Regions from separate parts of the Homo sapiens genome. Here region 1 is linked to region 2. Evidence: read pairs that join two places in POLR2A ChIA-PET (ENCODE). Cell type or tissue: IMR-90. All regions are shown on one strand.

Evidence for each region. ChIA-PET counts read pairs that join two places held together with the same protein. Peaks named below come from ENCODE experiments on the same cell type or tissue, not always from the same donor. Only the 100,000 strongest peaks of a DNase experiment are listed, where the experiment ranks them.
Region 1: POLR2A ChIA-PET joins it to region 2 with 5 read pairs; 2 of 35 experiments call an interaction of 5 or more read pairs at or near these places.

The regions. Positions count from the first base shown.
Region 1 is chr14:103,785,563-103,788,062 of GRCh38, reverse strand. All of the region lies in intron 2 of PPP1R13B (protein phosphatase 1 regulatory subunit 13B), which reads left to right. Among named protein-coding and RNA genes, the nearest start is that of PPP1R13B, 61 kb to the left of the region's middle. In IMR-90, no CTCF peak of the experiment used is centred here; no DNase peak of the experiment used is centred here.
Region 2 is chr14:103,596,405-103,598,904 of GRCh38, reverse strand. No RefSeq gene overlaps it. Among named protein-coding and RNA genes, the nearest start is that of KLC1, 32 kb to the left of the region's middle. In IMR-90, no CTCF peak of the experiment used is centred here; a DNase peak (open chromatin) is centred at 1,074.

The sequences.
Region 1 (2,500 bases), 190 kb before region 2:
TGGCTTACTGCAGCTTCAACCTCCTGGGCTCAAGCAATCCTCCTGCCTCAGCCTCTCTAGTCGCTGGGACTATGGATGTGTGCCACCACACCCGGCTAATTAAAAAAAAAGGAGGCTGGGCGCGGCGGCTCACGCCTGTAATCCCAGCACTTTGGGAGGCCATGGTGGGCGGACCACAAGGTCAGGAAATCGAGACCATCCTGGCTAACACAGTGAAATCCCATCTCTACTAAAAATAAAATTAGCCGGGCGTAGGTGGTGCACACCTGTAGTCCCAGCTATTCGGGAGGCTGAGGCAGGAGAATGGCGTAAAACCCGGGAGGTGGAGCTTGCAGTGAGCCGAGATTGCGCCACTGCACTCCAGCCTGGGCGACACAGTGAGACTCTGTCTCAAAAAAAAAAAAAAAAAAAATGTAGCAATTAAGTCTCACTGTGTTTCCCCAGACTGGTCTTGAACTCTTAGGCTCAAATGATACTCTTGCCTCCCAAAGTGCTGGGATTCAGGTGTAAGCCACCACGCCCAGTCCCTAGGGTTTTTTTTTTTTATATGCCAGCTTTTCAGTGCTTCTTGATAGAGCACGTGAGCTGATATGAACTTTCTTTTTTGAGACAGAGTCTCACTCTGTCACCCAGGCTGGAGTGCATGGAGTGAAGTAGCACGATCTCAGCTGTCCACAACCTCCACCTCCCAGGTTCAAGCAGTTCTCTGCCTCAGCTTCCTGAGTAGCTGGAACCACAGGCATGCGCCACCATGCCCGGCTAATTTTTGTATTTTTAGTAGAGATGGGGTTTCACCATGTTGTCCAGGCTGGTCTTGAACTCCTAACCTCAGGTGGTCCACCTGCCTTAGCCTCCCAAAGTGTTGGGATTACAGGCGTGAACTACCACGCCCAACCTGATATAAACATCTTGATTATGTAAAAGATTAGTTTTGCAATCCCAGCACTTTGGGCAGCCGAGGCAGGTGGATCACTTGAGTTCAGGAATTCAAGACCAGCCTGGCCAACATGGTGAACCCTGTCTCTACAAAAAATTCAAAAAATTAGCTGGGTGTAGGCCAGGCATGGTGGCTCACGCCCGTAATCCCAGCACTTTGGGAGGTCGAGGTGGGTGGATCACCTGAGGTCGGGAGTTCGAGACCAACCTGACCAACATGGTGAAACCCCATCTCTACTAAAAATACAAAAATTAGCCAGGTGTGTTGGCTCAAGCGATCCTCCCACCTCAGCCTCCTGAGTAGCTGGGACCACAGGCGTGCACCACCATGACCAGCCTTTTTTTTTTTTTTTTTTTTTTGAGACAGAGTTTTCTCTCTTATTGCTCAGGCTGCAGTGTAATGGTGCGATCTTGGCTCACTGCAACCTCCGCCTCCTAGGTTCAAGTGATTCTTCTGCCTCAGCCTCCTGAGTAGCTGGGACTACAGGTGCCTGCCACCATGCCCGGCTAATTTTTGTATTTTTAGTAGAGACAGGGTTTCACCAAGTTGGCCAGGCTGGTCTGGAACTCCTGACCTCGGGTGATCTGCCCACCTTGGCCTCCCAAAGTGCTAGAATTACAGGCGTGAGTCACCCCACTCAGCCACAACCCAGATTTTTGAAAAATAGGCATAATACCTGAGACAGTTCACAGAGAAGGAAAATGGAATGCATTATACATATAAAAGTGTTCCTTTAAATTCAACAACTGAGTTAGTGCTCTTCTCAAGTAATTGGTTAGATACTGGCCAGGTACAGTGGCTTACACCTGTAATCCCAGCACTTTGGGAGGCTGAGGCAGGCAGATTGCTTGAGCCCAGCAGTTCAGTACTAGCCCAGGCAACATGGCAAAAACCCCATCTCTACAAAAATTACAAAAATTATCCAGGCATGGTGGCATATGCCTATAGTTTCAGCTAACTTGGGAGGCTGAGGTGGGAGGATCGCTTGAGCCCGGGAGGTGGAGGTTGCAGTGAACTGAGATCATACCACTGCACTCCAGCCTGGGTGGCAGAGCAAAGACCTTGTCTCAAAAAAAGTAAAGGAGTGAGAGATTGTGAGTAAGCTTTGATTTTTAAAAAAATATTTGAAATACATTTAGTTATATAGGATTTAATTTTTATTAACTTGGTACTGACAAACATTCACAATAATGTTGCCTGAGTTGCCAGGAAGTGCCCTGTCCAGCCTTCGTACCTCTGATTGCCACGCCTGACATTTTAAGAAATAACATGGCCTGGTCAATTTATGTTTCTTTCAAGAATGGGAGGCTGAGCATAGTGGCTCACACCTGTAATCCCAGCACTTTGGGAGGCCAAGGCGGGTGGATCACCTGAGGCCAGGAGGCCAAGAGGCCAAGACCAGCCTAGCCAACATGGTAAAACCCCGTCTCTCCTAAAAACACAAAAATTAGCTGGTCATGGTGGTGGGCACCTGTAATCCCAGCTACTCAGGAGGCCGAGGCAGGAGAATCTCTCGAACCCTGGAGGCAGAGGTTGTAGTGAGCCGAGATGGCACTCCAGCCT
Region 2 (2,500 bases):
ACTGCACCCGGCCATTTTTGTGTAGTTTTAGTAGAGAAGGGGTTTCACCATGTTGGCCAGGATTGTCTGGAACTCCTGACCTCAAGTATCTGCTTGCCTCGGCCTCCCAAAGTGCTGGGATTACAGGCATGAACCACTGCCCCTGCCTGAGTTCTTTACAATGGCACATTCATTTTCAAGTGACAAGGCTCATTCGCTAAGAATCCCCGAGGGACAGGCCTCTTGCACTGTGCCAGCATCCCAAGCCCCCCAGGTGCTTACTGGGATGACCTCTCCTTCTCACTGTGTGATGATTATCTCATTACAGACTCCTGGCACCCACACTCCCTTCCCAGAGGGTATCTCAGGCTGTTCGAAATCAACTGGGGATGCCTCTGATGGTCAGGCCCAGAGATGGGCTCATGGCCTCTGCCAGCCTGGCTTGGTTTCAGGTGGACCCCAGGACTCAGAGCCAACTGGATGTTGATTGAAATGTACTCGGATCACACCACCCCCTTTACTACCCCCACCCCAAGAACTGAGACCTCAGAGGCCACTCTAGGCATGTGCTATTTGAGGTAATCTGGGTCAGTCAGGCTTCTGGGGTGCAGGTAAAGAAACTTGAATCAAATTTCAAGCAAATACCTCAAAGTTGGAGGGTGATCTGAGGCCCCAGGCATGGCTGGATCCAGGCACTCCACCCTTCCTGTCTGGAATCTTCCTCTTTCCATTTCTCAGCACTGCTCTGCAGAGTTGACTTCATCCTTGGGCAGGATCACTACCAGACTCACACCCTTGACTTCAGAACCCCCTGGGAAGAAAGTGCTGGGTCTTTTTTCCTCATTGCTCTGGGAAGGCCTGGGCTAGCTTTGGCCAGCGATGCTGGCTAGTGTGCCCAGCTCTGTAGAGGAGGTGGCTTTGGCCTTTCTAGAGCCACATGGGCACAGAATGGGGAGGCCTGGGCCCCAGAAATGCCAGGCAAGCACAAGTCTATCCTCACTACACTCCTCTTCTCATGAGCCTCTGCATTCATTCATGGAGCAAGTGCTCTGAGTGGGAGGCTCCTGGATACCCGAGATGAGTATGACTCACCCCCGCCAGGCAGATGCTGGTGTGTGTGGAGAGGCTGACACATTACCAATGACAGGACGGCCGAGTGGGTTCTGTAAATCTAGAATTTTTCTTTTCTTTTCTTTTTTTTTTTTCTTGAGATGGACTTTTGCTCTTGTTGCGCAGGCTAGAGTGCAATGGCGTGATCTTGGCTCACCGCAACCTCCGCCTCTCGGGTTCAAACAATTCTCCTACCTCAGCCTCTGAGTAGCTGGGATTACAAGAATGCACCGCCACGCCCGGCTAATTTTTTGTATTTTTAGTAGAGATGGGGTTTCTCCATGTTGGTCAGGCTAGTCTCGAACTCCCGCCCTCAGGTGATCCAACCACCTTGGCCTCCCAAAGGGCTGGGATAACGGGCGTGAGCCACTGCATCCAGACTCTTTTTTTTTTTTTTTTGAGATGGAGTCTTGCTCGTCGCCAGGCTGGAGTGCAGTGGCTCGATCAAGGTTCACTGCAAACTCCGCCTCCCGGATTCAAGCGATTCTTCTGCCTCAGCCTCCCGAGTAGCTGTGACTACAAATGTGTGCCACCACACCCAGCTAATTTTTGTATTTTTAGTAGAGACAGGGTTTCACCATGTTGGCCAGGATGGTCTTGATCTCTTGACCTCGTGATCTGCCTGCAGTGGCCTCCCAAAGTATTGGGATTACAGGCATAAGCCACTGTGCCAGGCTTTTTTGTTTTTTTTTTTTTTTTTGAGACAGAGTCTCTCTCTGTTTCCCAGGCTGGAGTGCAGTGGCGCAATCTCAGATCACTACCACCTCTGGCTCCCAGGTTCAAATGATTCTCCTGCCTCAGCCACCCAAGTAGCTGGGATTACAGGTACCCACCACCACACCTGGCTAATTTTTGTATTTTTCGTAGAGATGGGGTTTCACCATGTTGGCCAGGCTGGTCTCCAACTCCTGACCTCAGGTGATCCACCTGCCTCAGACTCCTAAAAGTGCTGGGATTACAGGCGTGAGCCACCTTGCCTGGCCAGAGTTCTGTAAATCACTGAGGCTTGTCCAGAGCACTGAGGGGCACAGAGCAGGAGCACCTGTCCAGCCAGGGGAGACTGCGGTTTCATAGGGGAGCCGTGTCTTTGTGCAGTGGGGAGTGGTTGTGAGGGCATTCTAGGCTACACCTGAGGCTCCAGATAGATGAGGCCAGGTACGGAGTATGACAGGTGACTTGAAGGGCTCCTGTAATTGTATGTACATCCCTACTTGAAATTTCATGTCTTGGCCGGGAGCAGTGGCTCATGCCTGTAATCCCAGCATTTTGAGAGGATGAGGTGGGAAGATCGCTTAAGCCCAGGAATTCGAGACCAGCCTGGCCAACATAGTGAAACCGTCTCTACAAAAGTATAAAAATTAGCTTGGTGTGGTGGCCAGTGCCTGTACTCCCAGTTACTCAGGAGGCTGAG